Regions from separate parts of the Homo sapiens genome. Here region 1 is linked to region 2. Evidence: chromatin loops called from intact Hi-C (ENCODE). Cell type or tissue: heart left ventricle. All regions are shown on one strand. Links, peaks and the distances in the headings refer to the core of each region. The heading gives the core; the rest is flanking DNA.

Evidence for each region. Peaks named below come from ENCODE experiments on the same cell type or tissue, not always from the same donor. Only the 100,000 strongest peaks of a DNase experiment are listed, where the experiment ranks them.
Region 1: a loop joins it to region 2, with 2.0 times the contacts of the local background. A loop is called at or near these places in 2 of 110 quality-filtered maps.

What each region holds. Positions count from the first base shown.
Region 1 is chr10:78,272,919-78,283,418 of GRCh38, forward strand. LINC00595 (long intergenic non-protein coding RNA 595) reads left to right here. Exons shown (of 3, transcript NR_073447.2): 2 at 6,481-6,576; 3 at 6,677-7,295. Among named protein-coding and RNA genes, the nearest start is that of LINC00595, 11 kb to the left of the region's middle. In heart left ventricle, for the core only: no CTCF peak of the experiment used is centred there; a DNase peak (open chromatin) is centred at 5,233; H3K27ac peaks cover 319 bases.
Region 2 is chr10:78,060,264-78,070,763 of GRCh38, forward strand. It overlaps the pseudogene GNAI2P2. Among named protein-coding and RNA genes, the nearest start is that of RPS24, 32 kb to the left of the region's middle. In heart left ventricle, for the core only: no CTCF peak of the experiment used is centred there; no DNase peak of the experiment used is centred there.

The DNA of each region.
Region 1 (10,500 bases), core at 3,691-6,190, 210 kb after region 2:
TCTGACTCCTGGTCTGGACAGCGATTTTGGGCTTGGCCACACTTTGTTAGGGGAGATTGGATTTTGGCAGAGAGTGAGCGATCTCTACCACTACGTCTACTGCAGGGCTTGCTTAGAGAGAGGTGTCTTAGCAAAAGCAGGGTGCCCCCTGCCCCCTTCTCTGTACAAACAGAAGAGCAGAATTCACTTGGTGAGGGGGGAACAGCAATGCCCCTCTTCCCAAACTTTTCAGGAGCAAGGGGAGGGAGAAGCCATGGTGGGGGGCTCCTGATGTCAACAGGTTGTAGAGAAAGTGTCAGCTCAGCCCTGGAAGGTCTTCTGCAATGCCAGATAAGGAGCTACAAGCTGGCCTCCCAGGGCTAGAGGCTTGCCATCCAGAAGCAACCAGCGGCTGGGCCGGGAGACAGGTGGCAGCACCCCCATCCCTGCTACTAGGGCTCAAGGACACCATGCAGGAGGTGGCTTTCAACCAGACAATGACAATTTTTAATAATTAGAAAGTGACAGCTACAAATATAAAATGTGACCAAAAAATCTGTCAGAAGGAATGAAGATACCATTATTTGAAGAGTGTTTTCCTCCATCCCTCCCTCCTCCTCATCAACTCCCAATGTGGGGGTGGGAGCTTGCCAAGCAAAGCTGATATCAGTTATTGAGAAAAATAGAATCATTCCCTGTTTGTACATCACTGAGTTTATACTGTCAATCAAAACAGCTACACATATTTTTAGCATCAACTGCCAATTATTCTTTCTGTCTCAGAATAATCAGAACCAAAGACTGAAAAATTCACTTAAGGGTGTTAGACATGGAGTCAGGCCAGCCTGGGTTCTGACAGTCCTGGTTCTGACAGGTCCTGTGTGACCTCCACAAGCCCTGTGACCCCTCTGGGACTCAGTCCCCTCATTTGTCAAATGGAGGAGAGTAAAACCTATTGTGCAGGTTCGTGGGGAGAAGCCCATTTCGGAGCATTGCTCAACAGCAAAGGATGACTTTAGTTTGTCTCTGTGGGTCTCAGTCTTCTCGTGTGTCAAGTGGATGGTTGGACTCCATGATCTGTTTCCACTGTGACTTTCAGTCGCTGCACCACTGATGGTTGAGTCTCTGACTTTGGAGGAGAATGCTGCCCTTCACAGGTGCTTCTTTCTACAGGGAGGTTTTGAAGAAGATGAAAGCAGTGGCTTGATTAGGAACTTCCTGCTCTTCAACCTTCCCAGGCTTTCTGGGCACAGTGCAAGCTGACCTCCTCTGGGATGTCCTCCTAGATTTCTTCAGGCACAGGCCATCTCTCCTGTTTATTAGGGACCCGTGTATTTAAACTTGACCTCTACCCCAGCCTTTGTTGTCTACTTTCTGGTCTGCCTGGGGAATTTGCTAGAGGTAAACTCCCTGTAGCCACTCTGATAACTGATCCTAACCCTAACCCTCACCCTAAGCCCACCTGGAGCTCTGTGAATGGGTCTGACATGCACACACACATCATAGCTCTGTCGGCGACACTGGCCCCACTTACTGGCTTTAACCCTCCCTGAGCCTCAGGTCCCAACATTTGCCTTAAGGCACCCTTGCTTAAACAGCCCATTCAGACACACTCACTTGTTTGACCTTGGTGTTGGACACAAGGAGCCCTGCTGTTCAGTTGCTCCTCTCATCCCATAAGTGTGGGCTGGAGGTGCCCTGTTTTGGGGCTAGCCTGGGAGAGGCCACCAATCTCACATGCCTGTCATGCAAAGGAGACAAAGCACCCAGATCTCCCAGCCAGGAGCCCCTGTTGATAGCCATGTCCTCTTGGACCCTGGGGTGACGTGGAGAGCACAGCAACCAGCTGGTCCACAGACCGTGCAGACGTTCTATTGGCCTCACATTGCCCACTGGCTTCGTGCAAGCAGGAAATGCTATCTCAAGTGGAGCTCTGTCCCCTCTTCCTGTCACTGTACAAATGATGGATCAATGACCACCCTGGGAGAGTGATGTTCTTAGGGAACATGTGAGAGAGCCAGCCAATGAAATGTATAATGCAAAATTAAGGATGCTGGTCCTTGTTCACCTCATTAACCATCTAAACTCTTAGTATGTGTGAGGCATGTTGTGGTATGTGACAGCATTTAATTCATCCATTCATTAATTCCTTTTCCATTCAGTGTTTGTGGTCTGTCCATAGGTGTTGGGAATATGGGGCAAATAAGACAAATAGTTCCAGGTCTGGTGGCGCTTACAGCCTGGGAGGAGCTACACAATGAAACAATTACAAAAGCATTTGATTTGACGAGCCTGCAGCCTGGGCTGTGGAGTTGAAGGTGGCCAGACAATGGTGAGGGCCAGGGTATAGGGCAGAGCACCCAAAATGTTCCAGGCAGAGAGAAAAGAAAACAGGTGGGAGAGCTGAAGGGAGATGCTTGTGTCTGGATACCAAAGCATGGGGGTGGGCAAGGTGGTTCTCCAAGGGGGTAGGGAGGGGCTAGACTCTAGGGGCCCCAAAAAGCATGACAATAGTGTTTGAACTTTAGCTGGAGAGCAAGGGAAGTCCCCAAAGCTTTTCTGGCAGTTGTACAGCAGGACAAGTTTTCACTTAGAAGGACTCCTCCAGCTGCTGTGTCCAGGGTACATGGATAGGAGGAGAGTGGAAACTGCTGAGGTCACCCAGGTAAGACATGTGGAAAGCTAGAGCCATTAGGATGGCATGCAATGGGTTGAGATCGGTTCAAGAGCTCTAAGGAGGAAGAGCCCACAGGATTTGGATATAGGGAGAGGGAGCATCAAGACTGTTCTTAGGTCTCCCTTTTGAGTGTCTGGTTGGACGGTGGCGTCTTTAATTAAGATTGGAAACACAGAGGGATAAATGGACTTTGGGAGGAAGATGATTGCCTGTGAGACCCCCAGGTGGGTCTGGAGTTCAGGAGAGAGGTCTGGGGCAGATAGTGATCAAGATGGGAAGTCGGAGGTATAGAGGTGGAGACGGGCTCCTCTGGAGGGCTCAAGTCTTCCAGAGAGGAGTGGACAGGGCCTGGCATGGATCACTGGAAACTTTTCTCAATGCTCCACAGCCTCTATGTACAGTCCTCAAATTATATGCCAATTATGCACCAATTATATAACCCTTCTTGGTCAACCAGAGGAAAAGAAAGATAAAACTAAGAGAGTGTAGTAGAAATGGGGGAGGTTAAGGGTCATTTTTTTGCCTTCTCCTACTCATCCCAGCCACAGGGCCTTTGCACTTGTTGCATGAATTCCTGGACCACCCCTTCCCCAGATGTTGGTCTGGCTGGCTCCTCAGCCTTCAGGTCAAATGTCACCTTCCCTGATAGCCATCTGATTACCCTGTCCCAAACTGTGCTGCTCTCAGCTGTCCCAGCCACAGCAACTGATTTGACTTTCTTGTCTTCTTGTCCTACCTTCCTTCCTTCCTCCCTCCCTCCCTCACTTCCTCCCTTCCTTCCTTCCTTCCTTCCTTCCTTCCTTCCTTCCTTCCTTCCCTCCTTCCTTCCCTCTTTCTTTCCTTTCTTCCTCTCTCTCTCTCTCTCTCTCTCTTCTTATTTTAGAGACAGGATCTTGCTGTGTCGCCCAGGCTAGAGTGCCATGGCACAATCACAGCTCACTGGAGCCTTGAACTCCTGGGCTCAAGTGATCCTCTCAGCTCAGCCTCCTGAGTAGCTGGGACTATACGTGTGCACTACCACACCCAGCTAATTTTTTTTTTTTTTTTTGAGACAGGGTCTCACTCTGTTGCCCAGGCTGGTCTTGAGCTCTTGGGCTCAAACAGTCCTCCTGCCTTGGCCTCCCAAAATGCTGGGATTACAGTCCTGAGCTACCAAGTCCTTTGCTCATTCCTTTGTGGGTCTTTTTTCTGTTTCTCCTGACCATGTAAAACCCCTGAAGGCAGGGACCTTATCTGTGTATTGTTCACAGCTGCTTCTCCAGCACTGTCCTTGGCTTGAGTTATTCTCAATTCCCCTTCCCTTCTCCTCCAACAGGCATGCAGCAGCAACACATGTGTGTGGGCTCTAGCTCTTGTGCCTCTCCTGGGTCTGTTCCTGTCCCTCAGCCACTGCTGTCTGAACTGCATCCATGAGCAGGTCTTGCTTGGGTCACTTGTCTTTCCTCCCTCTGCTCTTCTATTGTATGATTCACATGGCAGCCAGGAGCCTCTGTCTAAAATGGAAATCTTCTCATGTGGTTCCCTTACCTACACTCTGCAAACGACATCTGAAAACAACTCCAAATGCCGTATGACCCTTTTCAGAGGCCATGATAGTCTAGCCCTTGCCTACCCTGCCAGTTTTCTCTCCTCCTTTGCCCTTCACTCTGCGTCAGACACATGGAGCTCTCAGCGTCTCCAGTGTGCTGCTCCTCCCTCTCACCTGGGTGCCTCTGCTCTGCCTGCCATAGCTTGTAGGAGCTCTCTAAATACTGAATGCACACATGACAAATCCAGGACAACAAAGGGAGAAAGGATACTCATTGGGACAGATTTGCCTCCTGTTTCTCTCCCTTTCCAGGGAAGCCTAGCAGAGCGTCTTACATTCTCACTGCAGGTCTCTCGTAAGCCCCAAACACTTTCCCTTGTCCTAGCATTTGATGCCTGAGTCCCTCAACCCAGTACCTTGAACTGCCTCCAGGGCCCCAGCCATCCCAGGCAGCCTTAATTAATTGTAAAATTGATTAAGCAGCCCCCTTTGTTAGGCTGGGCTGGTGTTTATTTGTATTTTCATACTATTATCCTTTTATACTTCTCTGGGCGCCTTCAGCTCTCTACTGACACCTTTTATTGGGGAAATGTTAATTTAAAAATCATCTATAATGCAGGTGTCACAAATCAAAGCTGTTCGGTAATGAGTTGCTCTTATGTCGTATAAAAACAATTAATTAAAACCCTTTCTGAGAGAGCCGTGCCAGCAGATTTATGTTTCCCAGTGTCTCCCCCTCGACCTTCCTTTCTAAGGACCCTCATGCACTCAGCTGGCTTCTATGGGGGTATGGTTTCCTCCCACCTCTCCCCAGGAAATAGAATTCCAGCCCGGTGGAGTGGAGAAGGCTCCAGGAGGGCGTCGGGCCCAACCACCTTGCGTTATGGAGCACAGAGAGGGATTCTGCTGTGGTCACATAGCACCTAAGTGGTTGCAGCAGCCTCAGAACAGGCTGTCCTGCCTGAGTCGTTCCTCGTGATCACTGCTGGCGTTTCTCCTGCTGGCCTTCATGGCAAGGCTGATGGCCAGGGCACACAGGAGCAACGGCACTGCTGGTCTAGCAAGTACCACTCTCTGGCCTGCTCCACAGCCCGGCCACAGCAAGGGAGGTGAGTCATTCTCCGCTGACAGATGCAGTCACTCCACAGATGCTTTCCATCTTTGCTAATTAATTCTGCACTTAAGATAATCCAAGGGCTCTAAGTTCTGGTCTTGCCTCTACTCCTGACCCATCCTGTAACCTTGGGTAAATCACTTCCCCTTGGTTGGGCCTCAGCTTCTCTCTCTACAAAATGGGTATATTGATTGAAACCAGGGGTTGCAAATTCAAATACTCATAGGTACCATCAATGAATAAGGCAGTCCCGGCGGGACCTGGGAAAAACCATAGAGGAGCATGCCCTATCTGAAGGAGACCACCTCTATCCCTTTCAGATGCTTGTGGCCATAAGAAAAAGCAGGCCTGGCGTTGCTCTTTGCAGAGAAACTGGAAATCCAGCTTGGGGTTTCAAAATGTTGATGAGCGGGCCAGACCTTGCTCAATTTGTCCTCAGAGCCCCTTCTTCCACATCCCCTGTTCTGCTCTCAGGGGCTGGCCATGTCTCTCTGTGACCTACTGAGGTTCCAGGGTGGCTGGGTCATCCTGGCTCCTGGGCTTCGTCACCAGCACCTCCTTCCTCCCTCCTTACCTCCCTAGGGTCTAGAGCTGGTGCTGGTCTCTGGGTTGCCTTGCTGGTTTCTCCTCACCTGTGTCTCCAGTCCTCATGTTAAATTCCCTCTGTTTTAAATACCTCCCATGGTTTATGGGTTCCTGGTTGGATCCTGACTGATACATTTCATAATTTTATTAACAGACATTATTATTAATGAACACAATGAAGAGCAAAAATCTTGTCCGTGGGTGGCTGGATAGGGTATGAAGATTCCAGGTTATAATTTGGTTCAGGGTAGACCTGGGAAATCAGACGGTATCAGTCACTGTAGAAGCTTCCAGTCTTATATACTCTCCAGGGCATCTGCATCTGGCCCTTCTGCCTCCACTAAAAAGTGACCTCTCATTCTCCATTGCTGGGACTTCTTCTGGCCCTGCCCTGCTCACCCTCTCCCTGGTTGGTGGTTCTTTTTTTGAGACTAGGCCTTGCTTTCTCACCCCAGGCTGGAGTGTAGTGACGTGATCACAGCTCCTTGCAGCCTCGACCTCCTGGGCTCAAGTGATCTTCCCACCTCAGCCTTCCAAGTAGCTGGGACCACAGGCACACCACAATGCCTGGCTAATTTTTTTTTTGTATTTTTATAGAGATAAGATCTCACTATATTGCCCTGGCTGGTCTCAAACTCCCGTGTTCAAGTCATCTGCCTGCCTCGACCTCCTAAAGGGCAAGCGGGATTACAGGTGTGAGCCATTGTGCCTGGCCTGGTGACTTCTTTTATGAAGGGGGATTGGGTGGGCTCCATGCAGGCAAATGACTCTCTCCCTCCCCTGACCTCTCCAGCCTTCTCCACAGCCCAGCCACAGTGAGGGAGTCATCAGCACTGGAACCCGGGGTCCACGGCCTTGGAGGATCCGGACCCTCCGCATTTGAGGAACTTGGCCTTCAGTCAGGGAGCCAAGAAGTCCCTGCCAATCAAGGAGGGGGTGTGGGCTGGTGGGGGGGGGGCAGCCTTGGGGCACGGGAGCTGATAGACCAGACTCAAGAGTTCTACTCCTGACTTCTAGATTGTTCCACCTCCATATGGAATATGTTCCTTCCATCTAACACTGTGTGATTTGGGGACCATCCAACTCAAATGAAAGAAGCCAAGCCATGCAGCGAGCCACCCCCTCCCCAATGTGGGGTACCCCCTGCCCCCGCCCAGCTCCCCTGCCCTCCCAGCTGAGGGGGGATCGCCGCCTGGTGATCTCAGCCTCCCCTCCAAGTGGGCTGTGAAGTGTCTAATCCAGGCTTTCATCTGGCATCCACAATTATAATGTCAAGATTGAATAATCTGCCTTTATCTCCCGGGTGACAGCCATGTAGAAACTTCAAAAGAAACAGTTTTGCTGGCATCTAACGGCTTTTGTTAATTACTATATCCCAAAGAAAATGAAATAAAGGAGGGAGAAAAATGATATTTCTCTGTGACAACTTTGTAAAAATATCAGTGATGAAGTGGTGCGGTTTAAGGGCTTTAAGTATTCATGCGGCTGAGATGGGGCCTCTACCCTCCCGCTGGGAAGCTTAAGCGTGCCCGAGGGTGCATGCACACACACACTCACACACTCACACATGCACACACGCACTCGGATCTGCTCCCAGACCCCTTCAAACACCATACATGTGGTTATGGGCACTCATCTTCATAACCCTCTCACAAAGTCCTGTGCTACACACACGCACACACACACACACTCATACGAGTAGAGTACTCCTTCCTTCATTGGATGGTTCAGAACCCTTCCTATGACCCCAGTTGCTGCTAGGGACACAGGCTTGAAAGAGGGTCCTTTCAGGGTAGCGGGACAGCGAGGAAGACACACAGGCAGACAGTAGCTCGTTTTCTGTTTTCTCTTGTGTCACACTGCACAGGTGTCATGTGCCATGTGGGCACCTAAGAACCATGTGATGGAGGGAGCAAAAGCACAGGCTGTGGGCCGGGCTGCCTGGATTTGAATCCTGGGGATATCTTGCTGTAGCTGTGTGACCTCGGGCAAGTCATTCAACTTCTCTGTGCTGGAATGTCTTCACCTGTAAAATGGGGTCAATAATCGGGTGTCCTGGACAGGAGGAGGTACAAGATGAGGTAAATGAAGTAACACAGTTAAAGTGGTCCCCAAATGTTAGCTGTCATTTAGAGGTGTGCAGAGTGGCTGACTCTGCCTGAGGAGGAGTGGCCTGGCGTTACCAGAAGGCTTCATGGAAGAGGCGATATTTGAGTTTGCAGCCTTGAAGGTTAGAGGAAAAGGAGCACATATCCCAGGCAGAAAAAACAGCTCATGCAAAGACTTACAGGTATGGTGGTGCATTCATGTCCCATCCGTGGTGAACATCTGGTGTGACTGGAGAACAGTGTGAGGTATCAGGAGGAGAACTGGATGGGTAAAGGCTCTGGAAAGGTAGGCGGGATGTACCTTAGTGGTGACAGACCTTGGGTTTCATTGAGAGGGTGGAGTTTCCCTCGAGGAGCTGGGGGCTGCTGAAGGGCTGTGGTCTGTTGAGGACCCCCATCAGATGGGGGGAGCCATGGAGAATCGGGGGCAGGTGGGCATGGCCTGGAGTGGGCCTGGAAACAGGAGACCAGGCTGTTCTGAGAGGTCATGGGGCACCCCCACACTCACTCGCTGACACACACATACACACTCACACGTGTTCATAAACACCCACAGGCTCACAGTTCCACACCGGTACACACATACTTTCCTTTCCTCTTGTTTCCCAAATGGCACTTGTAGGTGGACTTTTAAATTGAAACTCCATTTCTCTGCAGTGGCTCTTGACTCCTCAATTACCTGGTAGTGGATTGGCAGAGATGTGATTAATGGAGGAAATTGCCAAAATTAACCCCTGGAGGCCTTATGTGCTCCTCTGTGATATGAAGGGAGTGCCTCCGAGGTAGAGGAGCATGGGCTGGCGACAGCTTTGGTCCTGTGGGGCAGGAGACCTGGCATCTGGTTCGGGTCTCAGTCTCCCTAGCTGTAAAATGGGAGAATTGAACTCGTTCTCCAAGAGCCCATCTAATGACATTGTTCTAGGGTCTTCATGAGGGCTAAACAATCACATCAGTGTGTGCTAGAAATGCCTCCCACAGAGCAGTGAGCTCATTTCAAAGCAAAAAGCAGTTTTGGGATAACAGTCTACTGAGTGCCAGGCACAGAGCCAGGCACTGCAGGGGATTCAAACCTGAGTAGGAGAGGATATCTGTGTCCTACTTCCTCCTGGCCTCAGCCCTCTTGTTACTTTGGAAGTCCCTGGAGGACAGACACTGTCTGGAAGCTGATGCCAAGGTACCCTGGGCACTGAGTGAGGGAGAGGTGGCACCCCATTTGATTGGAAGGGGCAGCGTGTATAGACTGAGCCAGGCCTCTGGGGGAAAGGGAAGGTGAACATCCCAGGCATGGGGCATAGCCTGGGCCCAGGAAGAAGCTCAGGATGTGTTTGGGACCTGTTTTGACTGCCTGGAGCTCAGAGAGTGAGACCTGGAGGGTCAAGGCCAGGAAGGTGTGGGTATTTGGAGGCCTTGGTCTTATTTTAGACAGTAACACAAAGTGGCTCCAGCAGAGGCAGGGAGGTAAAGGAAGCCTCCACAAAGTATCCTATGGGCACCAGGGCGGGAGGAGCTGTTGGCCTTCAGGAGCTGCTGGTCACACGATTGGCCAGCCTGGGGGACCCGTCAACCTCTGCTTTTCTTATCATGCCCTTTTTACTCTTTTTTTCTACTTGAGGCTGGCTGGCTTGTGAGGAAAATGGCCACCCCTTCTCAGCTTGCCACAACCTAGACTGAGGAACCAGGTTTCTCTGGGGAGAGGATCTGATGGGTTCCACGTGGGTCTAATCGGATTTGACAAAAGAGGTGGAGTACTACTATGGGCAGAGCATGACAAACCCCTTTGCAGGATTGTGGGGGCTTGGCTGGCTGCCACTCTCCCTCCCTTCGGCTTTGGAAGCTTGGCAGAAGATTGCATGGATGTTTGTAGGCCATGGGGACCCGTGGCAGGTGGGGTCCGCCACATTTTAAAAAGGCTGTCTGACTCTAGAGTCATAAGTGGACACAATACGTAGGGAGGGAGCCAGAATAAAGCAAGAATATCCCAACCTTGTGAGGTCACAAACAGAGTCTCTTCCCTTAGCGTAAAGTGGCTTTCCGGGGAGATCCTGTCCTCAAATTCTCCCTTTCCCATGGCAATCAGCAAGGGGGTTTTCCTGGTATTTGTGGTCAGGTCTTGACCCATGGAAGCAGGCAGGTAGAGAAGACTAGTGACTCTCTACCCTGGAAGGCAGGAGACTGGGGCAGGAAGTTTGAGGCTTGGACTAAGAGGTGACCCTGTTGGCACAAGAAGGACAGCAGGGCAGGCAAGTGGAATCCCATCATCTTTGACCACCTGCCTGCTCCAGGAAGCAGGCATTTGCCCTGCTGGGATCTTCTGAAAGTGTGCAACCTTGAATGGAGCCAGAGAGGAGAGGAGTCTGTGCACTGGGAGGAGTGAATGGAATTCCGCTGTTTTGCAAACATTCCAAAGCAGCAGGAGCCTTCAGTCAAATGAGCCTCCTCCCCACATAAAGCAGAAAGACCTGGAGCTGCTGCAGGTGGGAGGCCTGCAGGCCCACTCAGGACAGCTGCG
Region 2 (10,500 bases), core at 3,789-6,288:
CCCGTGGTGAGGGAGTAGGGCAGTGGGCCCAGTACAGTGCGGGCGCCCCCTCAAAGGAAAGCATTCTTCATTGGTAATGAACATTATGTCTGCAGAAACTAATGGCCCAACCTCCTATTCAGTTTATGTAAAATAAAACAGGCCATATGCTGCTGCTTTCAGAGTTTGGGTGTTTAAATTAAATGTTGTTCAATGAATATTCAAGCCCATTTGCTCCAAAGTTGTGCTCAATGTGGTGGTGGCTCTCATCCCCCTCCTTCCTCGCAGCCCCTCCCTGCTCCAGTACCCAGGGTATTAAGCCATTAGAACGGGGTGTGAACATCCAGGCATCTGTCTTCCAACGGAAAGTTGGATATTAAAATGCCGGAGCAGATGACAGTATAAATAAAGACATACAGTGAGAGGCTCGTCTGGTTATTTTTTTGTTTGGTAATTAAGACTGAGGAGGTTTTGACTTAAGTTCTGTCTTATTGAGAAACAGAGATAGGGGGCTGAGATCATTCCACCTCTTCCCTCTTTACTTTGCCCATCTGCCCAGAGAGCGGCTTCTGTGTTGGCCTCCATGTAACTGGCTTATTGACGAGTGTCATGTTGGTGGCATAGAGATGTGAAATGATTTTATTTTTATTTTTATTTTTTTTGAGATAGAGTCTCGCTCTGTCGCCCAGGCTGGAGTGCAGTGGCGCGATCTCTGCTCACTGCAAGCTACGCCTCCTGGGTTCACGTCATTCTCCTGCCGTGGCCTCCCGAGTAGCTGGGACTACAGGCGCCTGCCACCACACCTGGCTAAATTTTTGTATTTTTAGTAGAGACGGGGTTTCACCATGTTAGCCAGGATGGTCTCGATCTCCTGACCTCGTGATCCGCCCACCTCGGCCTCCCAAAGTGCTGGGATAACAGGCATGAGCCACCACGCCCGGCCGATTTTATTTTTCTCCAGCTAACTTCTCTCTGCTGAACTCTGTCAGATTATCCTTAACATGAGCTGGAGCAGAGTCCAGAGTTTTATGGTCAGTTATAACTGAGCCTGGTTCAAAACTGGCTCATCTCTGTTGGAACTCCCACCTTCCCCATCGGAGGCCCGACCGGTGCTTGGGTGAGGGAAGTGGGGAGGGGTAGTGTCTCTTCTCTCATGCCTCTGCCCACTCCAGAGCCTTGGGTCTTCCTGTCTGGGGTTGGAGGCAGGGCTTCCTGTGGGTGGTGGAAGGTGACTCTACTCTGACCCTCCTCTATCAGGGTTTGCTTCCCTGGCTGATGTGGTGGTTTCCATGTAGATGGTGGGGCAGGTGTCCTTGGGACAGAGTTCAGCTCATGCCAGCACCATCCATCACTGAATATCCCCTCTGAGAGAAGCTGGGGCTCTCTTCAGCCCCATGAGTGGTGCACTCCTCCAGCCCTCTTTCTGAGTGCGGCATTGTGTCTCCTGGACTGTCCTGGGATTCCGGCGCATCCTCTGACCTCCACATCTCCATGTGGCTCCACAGGAGGGGCTGTGAAATGGGGGTGCAGAGGCCCACACTCTTTTTTTCCTGAGCAGTCTACCCTGTGCCATCCATACTCTGCTGCTGGTGTGGGGTCTTCCACAAGCCCTCCACCTTCTGAGATCTCTAGGGGCACGTGGGCAACGTGCTCCATGCTCACATCTATTCCCAAGCTCCCGGTGTCCTGAGTTAGGCTCACGGGAGCACTCCCTCCCTAGATTTTGTTCCTCTCCCACGGCAGCCACAGAGTGGGGCTGCAGATCCTGCAGGTCGGCAGGCACCCGGCTCGGGAGGGAAACACCAGCTTCCATCTTTCGGGCACCCCCATTTCTTTTTTTTGTGGTAAGGAAGATTGGGGACTCTTTTTATATTTAATTTTTGAATAAATAATATATTTACATGATTCAAAAACCAAAAGAATATGAAAAGGCAAATATTATCTTTTTTTATTATACTTTAAGTTCTGGGATACATATGCAGTACGTGCAAGTTTGTTACATAGGTATACATGTGCCATGGTGGTTTGCTGCACCCATCAACCTGTCATCTACATTAGGTATTTCTGCTAATGATATCCCTCCCCTATCCCCTACCTTCCGACAGGCCCCGGTGTGTGATGTTCCCCTCCCTGGGGCACCCCCATTTCTATGAGGGATTCTCTTGGAGCTCCTCTCATCACAATGACGGCTCTCTACGTGACCACTTCCCCCACCATCCTCTTCTTTCTCTTCCCTCCCCAGTCTTTCCTATAGATGGTGTGTGTTGGTGGTTTGGGGTGGAGCCTGGTGTTAGAGGGGCTGGTTGTGTTTCTTTTTGATGAAGACCTTGGGGACATGTCTGCTGCTGGTGGGTCTCTTTAGATGTGTGATAGTGAGCACGTCTTTGCCCTTAGTTTTGTTTCCAGTGTCTTGGGGCAACAGTAAAAAAAAAAAAAAAAAAAAAAAAAAATCCCATTTGAGATCCTGTTGCACACATTTAGACTGAGAGTTTGTTTAGGACTAGAAAAATTTTAGAAACATCATGAGGGTCTTCCTGCTTTTCCCCTTCACTCCTATCCCTAAGTCACCTCCCAACCCAAATTGCTCCCATGCCTCTAATTATCCCCTCTGTGCAGGAGACCCCCAAGCCTCCTCCACCAGCCCTGAGCTTTCTCTGCAGGAGTCCTCTTAGCTATCCCACCACTTTCAGTCTGCTCAGACCCACCCTCATCATCTTTCCTTCCCTTCCGTCTCCCACAATCCAGGCCAGTGTTTTCTCTACAGTAAGAATTTGCCCCACAAGCATTCAATTGAGCAGCTACTGTACACCAAGTCCTGTGATAGGTGCTGGGGATACAGGGACAACCAAAAATGGTTGTTGCCCTCAAAGAACTCTTGGCATAGTGGTAGCCATTGACCCAAGAAGAGGTCCTCAGTATGAAATGGGAAGAGCTAAGGTAAGCACAAGGCATGAATATGCCACCTTTCCTGGGCACACAGGAATGGCTTCCGGGAGGGATGATCTCTGGGCTCAGTCTTGAATTGCAATAAGTAGCAAAGTAAGAAATAGGAAGGCATTGCAGGGAAAGGAAACAGCAAGAACAAAGGCGTGGAGGCATGGACTAGCATGTGCTGAGAACTTGGAGCAGTTCCATGTTCCTGGGGTCTAAAGTGCAGGGTGGGGAGTGGGAAAAGATAAGCTGGTTTCCTGACTCTGTTCCTAGCACCTCCCTCCTTTCAATCATCCATGGGCAAGTTGTGGTCGACTCCTCTGCAGTAAACCTTCACCCCTGCTGTTCACCCCACCACAGAGTTAAAGATGGGGTGGGGTGGCTGACCACATGGTATCTTCTCACTTGGATGCCATGTTGCCAGTAGGTGAGGATGGTGAAGTCTCCCCTGTGGGAGGTGGCCTGGAGGGACCATTTGGGGTAAGACAGCTACCCCAAGGCCAGCCCCTCTGCCCTCACCCTGATCCTTCCTCTAGGCTCCGCTTTTGGTCTGAATTCTTAATCTCCTCGATCTTTGACTTCCCTTTGCTTTCTTAATCCTTGAGTTTGCTGCAGAATTTGGCCCACAGATTTCATCTGGTCCCTTGAATAGGCAGTTCAGTTGGATCCATCTCCGTTGGCATTGACATTTTACACATGGCAGGATGGTTTTCAGGAAAAGGACCTGTGTTGTGTGGACCCTGAGGTATCTTTATGAGTTCCTGCCTGGCCAGCTCCCCAAAACTCCTGGCCACTACTCAACTGTCCTAGAGAATTGGGATCCCCTAGGTGAGGTCAGTTGGTAGCCTTCTTCCTTGGTGTGTGTGGGTTGAGAGAGATTGGCAGGGAGCCAGTGTCCCAGCTGAGAATCTGTTCCTGGGCTCAGAAGAAGCGGAGTGTCTCTGCCTAGTGACCCCGGGACATTCACAGATACGTGATCCGTGGTGGGTGTGCTCCATCCCAGTTTGATGGGATCCCTGGTCCAAAGCACGTACCTAGGCTCCTGGCTCTTCCAGGCAACTGGCGAGAACTCACAGAATGCATTTTCTTTTTTTTTGAGACAGGGTCTTGCTCTGTCTCCCAGGCTGGAGTGTGGTAGTGTGATCATGGCTTGCTGCAGCCTTGACCTCCCCAGCTCAAGTGATCCTCCCACCTCAGACTCCTGAGTAGCTGGGACTACAGGCATGTACCACTATACCGGGCTAATTTTTTTATTTTTTGGCAGAAACAGGGTTTTGCCATGTTGCCCAGGCTGGTCTTGAACTCCTGAGCTCAAGCAATCCACCCGCCTCTGCCTCCCAAAGTGCTGGGACTACAGGTGTGAGCCACAGTTCCCGGCCTAAATGCATTTTCTTTTCCTTTTTTTTTTTTGTTGAGATAGAGTATCGCTCTGTCGCCCAGGCTGGAGTGCAGTGGCACGATCTCGGCTCACTGCACACTCTGCCTCCTGGGTTCATGCCATTCTCCTGCCTCAGCCTCCTGAGTAGCTGGGACTACAGGTGCCTGCCACCACATCTGGCTAATTTTTTTTTTTGGTGGGTTTTTTTTTTATTATACTTTAAGTTTTAGGGTATATGTGCACAACATGCAGGTTAGTTACATATGTATACATGTGTCATGTTGGTGTGCTGCACCCATTAACTCGTCATTTAGCATTAGGTATATCTCCTAATGCTATCCCTCCCCCCTCCCCCCACCCCACAACAGGCCCTGGTGTGTGATGTTCCCCTTCCTGTGTCCATGTGTTCTCATTGTTCAATTCCCATCTATGAGTGAGAACATGCGGTGTTTGGTTTTTTGTCCTTGTGATAGTTTGCTGAGAGTGATGGTTTCCAGCTTCATCCATGTCCCTACAAAGGACATGAACTCATCATTTTTTATGGTTGCATAGTATTCCATGGTATATATGTGCCACATTTTCTTAATCTAGTCTATCATTGTTGGACATTTGGCTTGGTTCCAAGTCTTTGCTATTGTGAATAGTGCCACAATAAACATACGTGTGCATGTGTCTTTATAGCAGCATGATTTATAATCCTTTGGGTATATACCCAGTAATGGGATGGCTGGGTCAAATGGTATTTCTAGTTCTAGATCCCTGAGGAATCGCCACACTGACTTCCACAATGGTTGAACTAGTTTACAGTCCCACCAACAGTGTAAAAGTGTTCCTATTTCTCCACATCCTCTCCAGCACCTGTTGTTTCCTGACTTTTTAATGATCACCATTCTAACTGCACATGCGGCTAATTTTTTGTATTTTTATTTTTTATTTTTTTTTAGTAGAGACGTGGTTTCACTGTGTTAGCCAGGATGGTCTTGATCTCCTGACCTTGTGATCTGCCCACCTCGGCCTCCCAAAGTGCTGGGATTACAGGTGTAAGCCACCGCGTCCGGCCCCTAAATGCATTTTCTTGATAACTAGAGCCAAGCAATTCTGGAGGGGAACATGCTATAAGGAAACCGTTCATTGATTTCTTCATTCTTTCACTCTGGCAGAGGCTGCACTGGGAATTGGAGGATAGCAGAATGAAGAAGATACAGCTCCTTTTCTCAAGGGGTTTGTGGTTTAGTGGGAGCTGTGAGCAGGCTCTGTGATGTGTGTGTTTAATGGCAGTGGGCAGCACAGCCAGCCACCTGCAGAGGGGGAGGGGTGCTTCTTAATTCCTGGATGCTTTTAATCTGCGTGTGGTGGCAGGCCCACCTACAGGAACAAACTGCAGTGCATCAGACTATGGGGTATAGTTCTGGGACATATTGTGTGATACAGAGAGGGTGAGGTGCCCCCCAGGAGAGGAAGGCTCTGAACTGTGTCCATCAAGAGTGGCTCTGGGGTTGGCAGAAGTGATCTGTTGTTTCACTGGGCAGAGGCAGCCCTCCTGGCTTTCTGAGATCTAAGAGTCAGGTCGTGCTAATAATCCTGGACCTATTCCAGGGGCCCCTCCCACCACCCAGTGACAAAAGGAAGCAGCTCCAAGGCTTGGGACTTCCTTATGGCCCTGAAGCTAGGAAAGGGAGTGCCCAGGACAGGAACAACTGGTACACCCGAGCGGGGCTCCCTCCTGGTGTCTCTGCAAAGGGGAGTCATATCATCCCAGTGAGAGGCGGGAAGGGCAGGCGGGAGTCAGATGCTTTTTCTGTGAGTTGGGATTGCAGTTCTGCCTCCCCCAGAGTGTTTGTTATGAGCAAACACATAATTTGTGAAAGTGTTGGGAAAAGATCAGCTCCTGTGAAAAAATAAAACACTATTCACACTTCTACCTGATTTTTTCTCATTCTGGTGGAATTCCCCCCACCACAAATGAGTTTCTTAAAACCAAACAACAAACCAACCAGCTCACCCCCACCCACCCCATCACAACACATTTATTTAGTGCCTACTTGTTGTTGGTTACTTACAATGAAAGAAAGGCAGGCAGATGGATAACCTAGTTCAATATTTTACGTGAGATGCATTATTTTACTAAGTCCTTTCCAAACCATACCCATCAGATCCTATCTCCATGGGAGTGGAGAAATTTGAGCAACAGAGAGGTTAGGAAATTTTCCTGAGGTCACAGGGTTAGGCAGTAGCAGAGCCGGAATTTAAACCCCAGTCTTCTGTCTCCAAATGACCTGCTTGGCTAATGCTAGATTGGCCTTGAAAGGTTATATTTTTATTTGGTTGAGGAGACTCTTTCAGTTCCAGGCGACCAAAACAAACAATTCTTTATGCCATGGCTGGGCTGAAAATTCCTCAGTGAAGGGCAGTGGCTCTGGGAATATTTTACACATCTCTTCTCATCTTCAAAGGCAGCTGAGCCGTGGTGTCCTGGGTTCTGTGGTGGCCTCATCTGCAGACTCCCACAAGAATTTGGGGAAATCTTTGCAGGCATGTGGGGGTTGGCCCCTTGGGAAGAACATTCAGACAGTGTGGAGTCATAGCTGGTACCCAGGGCCCAGAAGATGCCCCACTGCTCCTTCGGGATGCCCCACGGGAAGTGCCGTTCCATTGTTGTGGGCGGAATTTTGTGGAACACAACCCCTTGGAGCCAGCTCAGGCACGAGGGTTGCATGTGGGGGGGCCCGGGCAGGGCATGGTTATTGGAGTGGGACAGGGATGGATCTCTAGATGGAAAGTGAGGCCAGCGGCTGGTGGGAACTGGATCTTGGAAGCCCCAGAGAGGGAGCAGCTGCTCTCTCTTGGGCTGCGTGGCTTAGCTCTTTGCCTATTTCTGAGCCTCTGCCCCATTTTCCAATTTGAGCCAGGCTTCCCCTGCTTGCTTTGACTTCTCTGCTCTGTGTGCCCCCTCCAGCTTCAGTTTGCAGGTAGCTTGGTTTTCTAGAGGGCCTCTTGTGGCTGTGACCACACACAACCCTAAATGCCATCACCATCTTACCTACATTATGTTTTTTCTTTCTACATTTTGTAATTTTAAACTAGATGAAGAATTCCATAAAACATGCAAAAAAAGCAAGGATGTGCCCAGTGCTGAAAGCCTGGGCCTGGAGTGAGAGTGTGGAGGCAGGAGGTAGCAGTGGCTCCCGGGTTAGCGCTGAGGAGCTGCATTTAGGTTAATGGGGACTGGGCCAGGGCAGGGGTGGGCCTAATGGTGACATTGGCAGTTGTCTGGAGCAGCCCTGGGAACCTAGCTCTGTGGAAGGCAGGGCAGGGGTGGTGTCCCCAGGGGAAGGGTGGTATCAACCCACAGACACACTCAAGGCTCAGAATCATTGGAAGGGGGTGGGTGGATGCTGGTCAGTGGGTGCCCAGGCTGGACAAGTGAGTGCCCCTCCAGACACAGGCATTGGGAGACTCAGCATGTGTTCCCCTCCCCATCACAGAGCAAGGCAATGTTTAAAAACTAGAATAGATGCCTAGGAAGCGGGTACTGTGGCCATTCCAGGCACCTAGAACAAGGGCAGGCTTCAAACAGGGAGCCCTGTGGTAACCCCTCCCATCTCTGGAGCTGAGGGAGGGGACAGGGGAAGCCAAGAACAGAGACAGGAAAAGGGGAAAAGTGGCCAGGGGGACAGACAGAAGGAGGATGGTCTTCTTGACCCCATCACCCTCAGGGCTGGGGGCACAGAGTTGGCCCATCCTGCCAGCCTCACCACCCCTCAGAAGAGGCCACAGTTCTTCTGGCTATGATTTTTTATTTTGAGACAGGGTCTTGCTCTGTCATCCAGGCTGGAGTGCAGTGGTGTGATCATAGCTCGCTGCAGCCTCTAACTCCTGGGCTCAAGCGATCCTCCTGCCTCAGGATCCTAGTCCCGAGTAGCTGGGACTACAGGTGCATGCCACTGTGCCTGGCTTTTTTTTCTTTTTTGGTAGAGATGGGGTTGCACTCTGTTGTCCAGGCTAATTTTGAACTCCTGGCTTCAAGATATCCTCCTGCCTCGGCCTCTCACAGTGTTGGAATAATAGGCATAAGCCACCACACCCAGCCCTTCTGGCTGTTCTTGATGGTGATGTCAGTCGTGCTCTGCACATTCTGTTTTTCATGTCGGTGACAGCATAGGTGACTTGTGCATGGATCTCCCTGGTGTTCTTGCGCTATTCAGGCCCTCTCACTTACTCTGATGTAGCTGGCAGCCTCGTCAGACTTGCTGACCCCTGTGTACTTGTGGAAGCAGATGGTGGGGGCTGCGTGTGATCTTCTCCTCACCTAGGTCCTTCTTCTTGATGAAGAGGATGACAGACGTTTCCATGACCACTTGACATAGATGCTGCCAAACAGCTTCATGTTCTGGTGTGTGTGATTCAGCTTGTCCTCAGCTCAGGCCACAGATGCTCAAGCCTGCACAGAAGATGGTGGCTGTGATGCCCTCAAAGCAGTGGGTCCACTGCTGCCCAGACTGCTGACTGCCACATCAGCCATCTTGAAGAGAGTAGGTCCCTGGAGGTGAAGGGCGTCTTTAAGCAGCTCTGCAGCTCCACCTTCTGTGTGGGGGCATGGTCACTCTGTGTCCTGTGGCTCCAGGTCGTTCAGGTGGAAGGCGGCTAAACTGTGGAGCTGGTGTCCTGTGGGTAACCAAAGCAGGATGAAACAGGCATCCCATGGAGCAAATCCAATGGGCAGCCCAGAGATTCCGGATGACGCTGGACAGCTTCAGTTTGCAGGTGGCATCTGGACAGGTCCTCAGGGAGTGCACCCTGGCCCACAACTGTGTAAGACATTGCAAACTGTTGCCTGGCATCATCCGTATGGAAGGGGTTGGCAAAGTCAGTCTGTAGGTTGCCTGTGGCCTTGACGATGGCCATGATGGCCTGGAGGGTGTGGCTGTAGATGACTGCCCTGCACAGCCAACCTTCCTCCTCTGAGTAACCATCCTCTTGGATGATCTGCTTTGAGGTCCTTAGGGCAGGTATCTATCTCTAGTCTAATCAAGGGAGAGCGTGTGGTACAACCATGGCTTCCTACTTCCTAGAGCTGCACCTAAGACAAAGATGCTTTAACACATCTGCCTGGACCAGGGGCTAGCTGAGGACATTTGCTTCACTCCAGACCATCAGCGGGAGGGCAGAACCTGGAGCATGGCTTCCCGGGCTCAGTGTCTCGTGCTCTGATCTTTTCAGAGTGGGCAGCTGCCTCTGAAGGCTCTGAGCCGGGAGACTGTGCTTTTGGGGAGGACCACGAAACAGCCATTGGCTGGTGGGTTTCCATTTGAAGTCAAGTCATTGGGAGCCCATGAAGAAGACAGAGTGCTGTGGGAGACCCACGTCCACAAACTCAGGAGTCTAATAATACCCTGCTCTGAGCATCTCCCACATGCCAGGCACTGTGCTCAACATTTTACGCAGGGAATCTCCTTTCATTCTCATAAGCCTGCCAGTAGAAAAGGACCTGATTACTGCCTTTACCCAAATGGAGTCACATCCATTCGTTCATCAAGTACTTACTGAGTGCTTCCTGGGTACCACGGCTGTACTGGGATATGATGGTGTACAACGGATAATGCTACTACAAGCTAACTGTGGACCAGAGACCATGCCAACTAAGGGTTTTACATATATGTATCCTCCCCGCCTTTTTTTTTTTTGAGACGGAATTTCGTTCTTGTTGCCCAGGCTGGAGTGCGATGGCGCAATCTCGGCTCACTGCAACCTCTGCCTCCCAGGTTCAAGTGATTCTCCTGCCTTAGCCTGCCAAGTAGCTGGGATTACAGGCACCCGCCAACACGCCCAGCTAATTTTTGTACTTTTTTAATAGAACGGGGTTTCACCATGTTGGCCAGGCTGGTCTCAACCTCCTGACCTCAGGAGATCCACCCGCTCTGGCCTCCCAAAGTGCTGGGATTACAGGCGTGAGCCATGGCGTCCAGCCCGTATCCATTTTAGTTCTTAGAACAACCCTATGAAAGAATTTCCATTAAAAAAGTCATATCCCCATTTAATTAAAGAGACTTCCCTTTTAAACCCATTTTACAAATAAGAAAACTGAAGTCCAGGGAGGTTAAGTTCCTTACAGAAGGTCACACAGCTAGTAAGTGTAACAATGTGAATTGGAGCCCAGGCCTGATGGCCTCTTATCACGCAATACAAAAATTCTGGGCAAAGATGAATCTCTG